Regions from separate parts of the Homo sapiens genome. Here region 1 is linked to region 2. A link is a contact called in ENCODE Hi-C data. All regions are on one chromosome and are shown on one strand. The core of a region is the stretch at or near the end of the contact, and the rest is flanking DNA. Distances in the headings are between cores, read along the strand shown. Region 1 has its middle 36 kb from the start of GSAP. Region 2 overlaps GSAP (gamma-secretase activating protein).

The links. Hi-C counts contacts between places; a loop is a spot of excess contacts on that map. Pooled maps may share reads with other maps.
Region 1: a loop to region 2 is called in a pooled map, with 2.3 times the contacts of the local background. The contact joins two enhancer-like sites. A Hi-C loop is called at or near these places in 1 of 168 maps with a recorded cell type or tissue (Caco-2), 3 of 37 single-sample maps with no recorded cell type and 6 of 50 pooled maps.

Annotation. Positions count from the first base shown.
Region 1 is chr7:77,449,506-77,455,025 of GRCh38, reverse strand. No RefSeq gene overlaps it. Among named protein-coding and RNA genes, the nearest start is that of GSAP, 36 kb to the right of the region's middle. Within about 2 kb of position 1,390, at least 3 of the 41 ENCODE cell types and tissues checked have a DNase peak (open chromatin) inside an H3K27ac peak, as active enhancers do.
Region 2 is chr7:77,329,690-77,335,588 of GRCh38, reverse strand. It overlaps GSAP (gamma-secretase activating protein), which reads left to right. Exons shown (of 31, transcript NM_017439.4): 20 at 5,222-5,350. Among named protein-coding and RNA genes, the nearest start is that of GSAP, 84 kb to the left of the region's middle. Within about 2 kb of position 4,370, at least 10 of the 41 ENCODE cell types and tissues checked have a DNase peak (open chromatin) inside an H3K27ac peak, as active enhancers do.

The DNA.
Region 1 (5,520 bases), core at 141-2,640, 120 kb before region 2:
TGTTTTGCAACCTAATTTTTTCATGTAACAAAATTTCTTGAGCATTTCCATGTCATTAAATATTTATTTAAGCATTTAAAGTAGCTGTGTAATGTTCAATTATAAGGATGATTCATGTTTTATTTACACAACTCTCTACTGTAGAACATCAAGGAAATCCTGGTGGCTAAACTTTTTTTTTTTTTGAGATGGAGTCTTGCTCTGTCGCTCAGGCTGGAGTGCAATGGTGTGATTTCAGCTCACTGCAACCTCTGCTTCCCGGATTCAAGCAAGTCTTCTGCCACAGCCTCCCGAGTAGCTGAGACTACAGGTGCATGCCACCACACCCGGCTAACTTTTGTACTTTTAGTAGTGATAGGGTTTTGCCATTTTGGGCAGGCTGGTCTTGAACTCCTGGCCTCAAGCGATCCACCCACCTCGGCCTCCAAGTTGTTTTGTTTGTTTTTAATATCCATGAGTTTTTCCTTGGGATAAAGTCTTCAAAGTGGAATGCTAGGTCACGGTGTATTCAAATCGCCTTCCTGAAAGTTTATTCCAATTTACACACCCAGCCACGGAGGGAAACATCCTGTTTTCCTGAGTCCTTATTGACATTGAATGTTAACATTAAATTGTTTTCCTTTGTGGCACTGAAAATGATACATAGTTTTCTTTAAACTTGAAATTATTTAAACATTTAAACATACGTTTATTGGTTATTTGTTCAAAGTTATTTTATGAATTGCCTTTTCCATCACCTATAGAATAAAGCTGAAACTACTTCAGTTCAAAGCTCTTCCAACTCTGACTCAAACTACTTTTCTAACTAATTCTCCTACAGTTTCTAAACATTCATTTGGGACACTCAAGGGGATTATTTTGTTTTCGATTGGACCATATGAATATATATTTTTCTAGGCCAAAAAATTGTTGACTATTGATAGTTTGATATGGTGAAAACTTATAAATCTCCAAAACCTTTGCTGTGACACTACAGTACTTTCCACAAATGCCTGTTGCCCGTCTCTGCTTGGTGAAATCCTGCTAGTTCTTTACAAGGTGGAGTTCATGAATCAGGTCCTCTCCCTCCAATTCCCTTGCCACCCCTCTCCAGGTTCTCCTCTCACCCCCAGCTTAGGCAACTGTAGATCATTTCTTTTCACAATTTCAACTCTCATTCTTTCCTCTCACAGCTGTGGAATGATCTCAGGGTATTGCAGCTGAATAACAAGTTTTCATTTGCCTAGCAGAGGGTGAGCCCTCTGTTGCTCTTCTCTGGCAGAGGCTGTCTTATTTATTTTGGCAGCCTCAGAGACAAGCAAAGTTCCCGGCTTATAGTGGGTGCACAAAAATATCTGTTGAATTGAAGAACTAGTAACTTTAGGGACGAGGAAGTGCCTTATTAGTGCAATACTACTTGCAGTTTCCTTCCATGTTAAATAGGAAGAGCATGTGTAACACCTTCTAATATCTTCTAATTTGGTTGCTTGGTATTTTGTTTGGAATTGGTCCTCCTTATTTTGAATCCTGCATCTTTCTAATTCATCTTTTCCTGTATTTTCAGATGTTGTAATTATATTGCAGTTCAACAGAATTATTTTATTCCATGGTACAATTCCCAAGAGCAAAACAGCACAATTCTCTAACTGGCTAAATAACAAATCAGCATACTTTCCAAGGACTATATTCTGTGTTTTTTCCTTTTAATCAAATCCATCTTTTCTGTCAGTTGGACTTTCAGGAGCTTTTAGTGACTTCTGGGGAATACCAGTGCTATAGACAGTGTAGCTTCAGGAAACATTAAAAGTAAAAATATTTTAAAAAATTCATTCAAAACATTTAAAAGGAATCTTACTGAGACAGTCTTCTGTTTATATAAGGGATACACTGCACAATTAACTTAAGGTATACTTACAGGAAGAAAATCATGAAATTATAGAACTTTAAAGCTAGAAGAGACCCCCAAAGCGTTTCAGTATGTGCTCTTTGGTGAAAAAATACCAAATAGGAGTTGGGGAGAGAATAGTTTGAGCTTAACTTTGGCTCCATATTCCCTCTCCAGTTAATTTGAGTGAAGTTCCAACTCTTGCTCATCTTTTCTACCTGCATATCCTGCCCTAGTCATTCCTGGAATGAGTTCAGGTAGAAGCAGCTGCAATGCCAGGCCTCTTTTGTGTTTATATTCGGGGAGACTGGGCGTTGCTTTATGTATTCTTCATCCCCTCTTTTCCCCTAGACATTTTGCCAGCTCTGGCCTTTTCTTTCCTGCTTGCCCATTAGGCAAGAATGTGCTCAGTATTTTGCCTTTTCTAAGTGGGCTTCTCTAACTAGGAAACTAGTTCAATGAACAGGTCCAAAGAGCCAGAAGAACTGCGTAAGATTTTGTAAAATGTGAATGGGGTATTATAATTTAAAAGACAGATTATAACAAGTGTTGATGAGAATGTGGAGAAACTGGAACCCTCATACACTGCTGGTGGGTTGAAAAATGGTGCAGCCACTTTGGAAAACAGTCTGGCAGTTCTTCAAATAGTTAAGCATAGAGTTGCCATATGATCAAGCAATTCTACTCTTAGGTGTACTCAAGAGAAATTAAAACATATGTCCAGGCCGGGCATGGTGGCTTATGCCTGTAATCCCAGCACTTTGGGAGGCTATGGCGGGCAGATCATGAGGTCAAGAGATCGAGACCATCCTGGCTAACATGGTGAAACCCTGTCTCTACTAAAAATACAAAAAAAATTAGCTAGGCTGGTGGCATACACCTGTAGTCCCAGCTACTTGGGAAGCTGAGTCAGGAGAATCACTTGAACCCAGGAGACAGAGGTTGCAGTGAGCCGAGATCGCACTACTGCACTCTAGCCTGGCGAAAGAGCGAGACTCCATCTCAAAACAAAACCAAAACCAAACAAACAAAAAATACGTCCATAGAAGAGTTTATACATGAATGCTCATAGTAGTGATATTCATAATAATCAAAGAGTAGAAGCAATCTAAATTTCCATCAACTGATGGATGGATGTTGTATGTCTATAAAATAGAATACTATTCACGAATTAAAAGAAATGAAATACTGATACATGCTGCAATATGGATGAACCTTGAAAACAAGTTAAGTAAAAGAAGCGAGTCACAAAGGACCATATGTTGTGTGATTCTGTTTATATGAAATGCCCAGATAGGTAACTCTATAAAGACAGAAAATAGATTAGCAGTTGCCTGCAATGATGGTGGGAGGAGTGGAGCTTCTTTTTCAGGTAATGAAAATGTTCTAAAATTGATTGTGGTGGTAGATGTGTAAATCTGTGAATATACTAAAAGCCATCAGATTGTACACTTGAAGTGGGTGCATTGTACAGTCTGTGAATTATATTGCAATAAAGCTGTAAACAAATTAAAAGAATGGGTATTTTTTTTATATGTAATTTTGTTTCCTGGTACTTTTCTGGCTAGCTGGAGATTCCCATGCCAAATTTCAGACTTACTTTGTTCTTTGATTCTACTTGAAGTCCAGCCAATAGCTCATTAGCTATTAGCAGGGTGGGAATTTGACTCACAATGCAACTTAGACATGAAGATAAAATATAAGTTCTTTATTTAGTTTATAACCAATCTGGCTTTCCTCCTGAGTCCTTAACTGTGGATAGTGGGAAAAATAAATGACATATGTAATTCCCAATGTCTGGGAAAACCACTATGATGGAACTATGATGGAAGGAATGGCTGGGACTAATTTATCTGCAGCTAACACACACTATTCTTGCTGCAGCTATATTCACTCAAATGACTAACGCACAGGACGGTCAGCGTGGGGCTTCATATGCATGGTTCTGAATTCTTGTCTTTTTTTTTTTTTTTTGAAACAGAGTCTCTCACTGTCGCCTGGGCTGGAGTGCAGTGGCGCGATCTCGGCTCACTGCAACCTAGGCCTGTTCAAGCAATTCTCTTGCCTCAGCATCCTGAGCAGCTGGGATTACAGGTGCCCGCCACCACATCCAGCTAATTTTTTGTATTTTTAGTAGAGACGGGGTTTCACCATTTTGGCCAGGCTGGCCTCAAACTCCTGACCTTGTGATTCACCCGTCTCGGCCTCCCAAAGTGCTGGGATTACAGGCTTGAGCCACCGCGCCCAGCCCTTCTTGTCTTGATTCTATGCTTTCTTTTGGCCTTCGTTATTCATGTGATTCAAGGCTTGCTTTGAACTCCTGGATGTGTGTGCTCCATAACTCATGAAAGCTCTTTTGACTTCTAACTATTGGCTCTGTCTTGACCACTGGTTTCCAGGCAATGTCAGTGTCTCTGGGTTTGCTGCAGTCCTGTAGCTGTTCACAAAGCTTCATTGTTTTGGTCTCTATCATGGCATCTGATCCCATGTCTATGATCAGTAGCTAGCTAGGGTGATAAAATAACTGTTTTGTGGGTTCCTGAAGCATTAGATCTTAGCAGAATACATACGCTTATTTCCTTCTTCTGAAACAATATTTAAAAGCACTGTAAAATGTTTGAAATAAAATTTGCCCTGTTTTTATAATTTTTTATTGATGATGCTATGAGTATTTATTTTACTTTTTAAGCTGCATTTGTTTGTATGTTTGTTCTTTTGGAAAGAGGACTCTCTGGCTATTGGTGCTTTGAATGGAGGGAGGTACAAAATCATATTATATTGTTGGCTAAGGGATGAGATAAATTGAGATGTGTATTTGTTTCTCAAATTGTTTTATTCTTGGTCTAACTAAATCAGTGATGTGACACTTCAGAAAGGAATTCGGAGCACTTACTGGTGACTTATATTCTGAAGGACTGTGACTTCTACAGTGAAAAATATTTCAAAATTGGCATTCATTCAGGACTGAATCTTAGCTTTGATATAGTATCTGATATAGCCCCAATGTCTAGGAGGTAATTTTTATTACAAAAAAATACTTTATTTTGGAAAAAATAGAAATTTTAAGAATATTTAACATAATCTGAATGCATATTGAGTTTACAAAGGAACCAACTTGATTAAAAAATATTTGACTATTAAATGTGTAAGAATGTGAGCCTGTATCTATTATATGAGTTTTTATTCAATAAAAATCATCTGTGTCTATTGTATACATATGTATACAAATATAAAATTTCAGGGAAACATACACGCATACACAAATATATTTATTTATTTATTCTTAGGTATGTTGGCCCAGGATTCTACTGGATATAATTTTTGCATTATTACCTTAATCAAATCATACCTGTTAATTCATAAATGTTAACCTTAGAAGTGAAAGGTTGATAATGAAAATCTTTCAAAAGTGTACGATTTTGGCCAGGCACAGTGGCTCATGCCTGTAATCCTAGCACTTTAGGAGGCCGAGGTGGATAGATCACAAGGTCAGGAGATCGAGACCATCCTGGCTAACATGGTTAAACCCCATCTCTACTAAAAATACAAAAAATTAACCAGGCGTGGTGGCCTGAAGTCCATGCGCCTGTAGTCCCAGCTACTTGGGAGGCTGAGGTGGGAGGATGGGGTGAACCCGGGAGGTGGAAGTTGCAGTA
Region 2 (5,899 bases), core at 3,121-5,620:
CTTAATGTAACCCACTGGTTCTTTTGTTCAGTGAATAGTTGTGATGGGCTGTGTTTGGCAATTATTTCAGGTCATCCTAAGAGAAAAAACTCCCCTTTATGTAGGAAAATGCTTCCAGGTCATTCCTTGAGGATGTGATTGCTTCTAACATTGTCTCTAATTCAGGGGTATTTTTCTTTGCCGTGCTTTTTATGAAACAGTCTCATTCTGTCATCCAGGCTGGAATGCAGTGGCATGTTCTTGGCTTACTGCAACCTCTGCCTCCCCAGGTTCAAGTGATCCATCTCAGCCTTCCAAGTAGCTGGGCCTACAGGCACACACCACCATGCCGGGCTAATTTTTTGCATTTTTAATAGAGCCGGGTTTTCACCATGTTGCCCAGGCTGGTCTCGAACTTCTGAGCTCAAGTGATCCACGCATCTTGGCCTCCCAAAGTGCTGGGATTGCAGGTGTGAGCCACTGCATCTGGCATGGGTATGTTTCTTTTTTTCTTTTTTTTTTTAATTGAGACGGAGTCTTGCTCTGTCGCCCAGGCTGGAGTGCAGTGGCGCGATCTCAGCTCACTGCAAGCTCTGCCTCCCGGGTTCATGCCATTCTCCTGCCTCAGCCTCCAGAGTAGCTGGGATTACAGGCGCCCGCCACCACACCCGGCTAATTTTTGTATTTTTAGTAGAGACGGGGTTTCACTGTGTTAGCCAGGAAGGTCTCGATCTCCTGACCTTGTGATCCACCCGCCTCGGTCTCCCAAAGTGCTGGGATTACAGGCGTGAGCCACCATGCCTGGCCGGGTATGTTTCTTATACAGCATTTTTGTGTTTTATTTTTAAAGCTTTATTAGCTCTTTTCGAGTTGCCGGTGATGGGCTTCCTGGGCAGTTGTGGCTTTCATTTTGTGGTGCTGTTGTTCCTGATGAGTACAGTATTTGCTTTGTTGGATAACTGCTAGCTGATTGACAGTGATTTCCTGTGCTCCCAGGTTCATCTTTTTTTTTTTTTTTTTTTTTTTTTTAAATTTTAAGTTCCAGGATACATGGGCAGGACATGCAGGTTTGTTACATAGGTAAACGCATGCCATGGTGGTTTGCTGCACCTCTCAACCCATCACCTAGGTATTAAGCCCAGCATGCATTAGCTATTTATTCTGATGCTCTCCTTCCCCCAACCCCCCAACAGGCCCCAGTGTGTGTTGTTCCCCTCCCTGTGTCCATGTATTCTCATTGTTCAGCTCCTACTTATAAGTGAGAACATGTGCCATTTGGTTTTCTCTTCCTTTGTTAGTTTGCTGAGGATAATGGCTCCCAGCTCCATCTGTGTCCCTGCAAAGGACATGATCTTGTTCCTTTTTGTGGCTGTATAGTATTCCACGGTGTATATGTACCACATTTTCTTGATCCAGTCAATCATTAATGGGCATTTGGATTGATTCCATGTCTTTGCTATTGTGAATAGTGCTGCAGTGAACATACACGTGCATGTAGCTTTATAATAGAAGGATTTGTATTCCTTTGGGTATACACCCAGCAATGAGATTGCTGGGTCAAATGGTATAATACTTCCAGTTCTAGGTCTTTGAGGAATCGCCATAGTGTCCTCCACAATGGTTGAACTAGTTTACATTCCCACCAACAGTGTGAAAGCATTTCTATTTCTCCACAGCCTCACCAGCATCTGTTGTTTCTTGACCAGTCTCATCCTAGAGCATAGTGGTGCGATGGTGTGTCTTGGCTCTTGGGATTGTGCAGATTCAACTCTCCCTTCCCCTCCCCTCCCCTCCATTCTGGGTTACAACATCTAAAACGTTATGTGGGAGATCCTTTATTCTCTGGGATAATGAGCATGCTGGTATCACCTTGGCATTCAGAATCCCTCAAAGATTTGGCCCTAACTACCTCTTTAACTATATCTCCTATTTTAAAACCACACAATCAGAAGTCTTTAGACAGCTGGTGATTTATATAGCCTTTAAGCCAGAGGTGTATAGACTGAGTAAAGTGTTTGAGGGTGGGGTGCCCGGGATTACTTGAACATGCTCACTGTTGTCAGTCCTGGCTGAACATTAGGATGCCTTGGGGGAACTTGTAAAACTCATAAGGCTCAGGCATACCCCAAGCCAATTAAATCTAATTGGGGATGGGACCCAGGTGGTTCCAATGGGCAGCTGAGGCTGGGAGTTGCACATGCTGGAGGCTATTGTCTTCACCATAGAGAATGAAGTACTGTTGACTCTGATGCTCTGGCTCAGATCTGAGCCCCGAATCCATCTTCTAGTCTGTGTCTTTGCTCACACCCAAAGAGTCCCACCTGGAATATCCTTTCCTTGTCCTTCACTGACTCAAATCCATTTCCCTCCCCTGTTCCATCTCTGTTTTCCAAGTTTCCAAATAGACCTTCCAATTTAGAATAATCTCTGCATTTCTTTTTTTTTGGAGACAGTCTCGCACTGTCGCCACGCTGGAGTGCAGTGGCGCCATCTTGGCTCACTGCAACCTCCGCCTCCCGGGTTCAAGTGTTTCTCCTGCCTCAGCCTCCCAAGTAGCTGGGACTACAGGTGCATGCGACCACGCCCAGCTAATTTTTGTATTTTTAGTAGAGATGGGGTTTCATCATGTTGGCCAGGATGGTCTTGATCTCTTGACCTTGTGATCCGCCTGCCTCTGCCTTCCAAAATGCTGGGAGTACAGGCATGACCTGGCCGCATTTCTTAACTGAAAAAAGTTAGATCACTTCTCTAGTGGATACCAAATAGTGAAATATATAGATTTTTCTGTATTATCTTAATATCTGTAAGATATTATAGATATATCTAATATCTATATTAGGCCAGTGACCCCCCTCCTAAAAAACATGTAAGTTCGTGTGAAAATATTTTTGGGATGTTTGGCTAACAGTATTTCTTACTTAAGTGTAAATTTTAATTTTTGTTTTATTTTAAATTCAGATCTTTTTCCTTCTAACTCTAGTCTATTTTAGGCCATGGATTTCTTTGAAAATCTGGTACAAGCTATAGACCATCTACCCAGAAGAGCGCTCATACAAACACATGCTCTATTTTACATTCAGGCAGTGGGTGCTGGAGCCCCTGGAAAGCCTGTCCACTGACATGTGGCGAGCTCTGTTTGATCTGTTTCTTCTTAGCAGACAGATGGCTATGCTAATTAGCCTGATTTGATAAATCCACAATGTATGCATGTATTGAAACACCACATTGCAACCCATAAATATATACAATTATTTGTTAATTTAAAATAAAACAAAACTATGAAAAATGTGCCTACCTCCCCAAAAGGTTATGAGGAAAGGGATTTTTTAAATGGAGTAAGAAGGAAGGTAATTTGGGAGAGATCTTTTCTTAGGAGCTGCAGTGAGTGGGGACTTCTAACAACAGGATAGCATTTGACTTGAGGGGATGGGGCCAGATGACAGTTAGAGGGCATCTGAGTTTCTCCCCTCCCATATCCTGTCCTGGGCAAGGTCTGGGTGAACTGCGTGGGTGGGACTCTTATGGCCAAGCAGGAGGAATTAATAGCTCAACTGAACACTAGATGTCACCACAACACCAATTAGTTTTCTGGCTTTTGGCACTCCTGTGCCTGAGCCCAGATTAGGACAGCAAGAAAGCTTTAGAGACTTCCAGTCAGGGACCTAATTCCATCAAACGTCTGCAGGATTTGTCTTGTCTTTTTTTTTTTTTTTTTTTCTTCTTAAATACAAAGAAGACCCAAAGGGTGGATAAGTGTACGTTCATTATAAATAAATGGAAAGGGAAAGAAAAGATGAGTGAGGTGAGTCAAGTGAGGAGTGGGATTTGATTCCTGTTTTCCCCGGGACATGAGACTTTCTTGGGAAGAGTTTTTCTGTCTCTGGGAGAAGGGATGTTGGCTGGATGGGCATTTCAGGCTTCTGAAAGAGCAAGTTTTAATATTATGTTACTTACTTTACTGATACTCCAAAACACATTTCAAACCAATTATGACTGTCTTTTGAATAAAAATGGTAATAATGTGCTATAATTTAACATGAGGGCATTTTTCTTGATTGAGGTGTTTTTGTTTGTTTGTTTTTAAGTTTTCTTATTTTTCTTGCAGTTCAGCCAAGTCTTGTCACCTTGGCAGGCAATAGTTCACTTAGTTTTATGACCACACATTACATCTCTGGCCCCAGTCAAATCATTTGTAAATGCACATATTTTGGCAAAAAGTATCCTAAGTCTACCTTTATTGGTTTAAAACCAAGTTGTGTCAGAATATCCTTCAACACTAAGAATGTATTTTTTTATTTTTATTTTTTTTGAGACGGAGTCTCGCTCTGTCACCCAGGCTGGAGTGCAGTGGCATGATCTCAGCTCACTGCTAGCTCCACTTCCTGGGTTCATGCCACTCTCCTGCCTCAGCCTCCTGAGTAGCTGGGACTACAAGCGCCCGCCACTGCACCTGGCTAATTTTTTGTATTTTTGGTAGAGACGGGGTTTCACCGTGGTCTCGATCTCCTGACTTCGTGATCCGCCCACCTCAGCCTCCCAAAGTGCTGGGATTACAGGCATGAGCCACTGCACCTGGTCAACACTAAGAACGTATTAACATTGCATTTTATTATTTAAAAATGAATATAATGGATACATTCTTGCTTCAGGGTAGTACAATTATATCAATAATTCAAAGATCTAGATAGAATGCTGACTAATTCTGTTTTGGTGTATGTGACAATGTAAAATTAGTTCATTTTATCTTTTTTTGATTCCTAGGTTTTGAAAAATGTCCTGGGCAGTAAATAAATTTAGCAGGAAAGTACGCCTACTCCATTTATCCAAATGTTAATGAACTTTCTCTTAGTGAACATGGCACTGTTGACACCACCTAAGTCATAAAAACGGGTCTCAAGGGAGGAAATGACTCAGTGTGTTTAATACAGGTTTCCCTGCTAAGCCTCAATCTGGGGAAGTCCTGTTGGTTTTGGGAAGTGAGCAGCAGTTCTCTATGTGGTTTAAAAAAACAACGACAAAAAAAAAAAAAAAAAAAAGAGACAGAAAATGAAGTGGGTAAAGAAGATTCTTTAAGTCTATTTTAGAATCCCTATTGGGTCTAGAATGCCATCTTCTGTACAAAGTATTCACTCAGAAATGTGGACCCTGAGAGCTCGGGAAATAAGGCTTGTGTAATACTCACTGGGTGGTTTGGGCCACTGGGCCTGCCTCTGAAGGCCACTGATGTTTTTGTCTCCTACAGGTGCTCAGCTTTAAGGGCTACTGGGAAAAACTGAACTCCAACCTAGAATATGTTAAGTACGCCAAGCCACACTTCCACTATAACAACAGTGTGGTCAGGAGAGAGTGGCACAACCTGATCTCTGAAGAGGTATGAGTGGGTCAGTGAGAACAAAGCCAGCAGCGAGGCATAGTGGACTGGATCCAGGTGATGCCTTTAAATCATAAGGCTGGCTTCCATGTGCAGCACTCTTCCCAATTGCCAGGGACTTGATCATTGTCATTACTGATCTCAATGGGCAGAGATGCTTCTATGATCTCTGTTCTCCTAGGGAGGAAACTGAAAAGCAGAAAGTTTAAGGGGACACACAGCACATTCATAGTAGAAGTATGATTAATATCCATGTCTCAGATGTGTTCTCAGGTTACTTATGTAGTTAAAAATTGATATTAAAAAATCTAGGTGTTCCCAACTTAGTGGTCATTAGGGGTTGGGGTAGTTGGAGGGAGAATAGTGGACGTGACTCACTGTCCAGGGGTGACCCAGGGAAATCTTTGGGGGTGATCGAAGACTTCTATGTGTTGATTGTGGTGGTACATTGTGGGACATGAATCTAAACATGATAAAATGACATAGAATGACACACACACATTGTGCCAATGTCAATTTTTGATTTTGATATTGTGCTCTAGTTAGGTA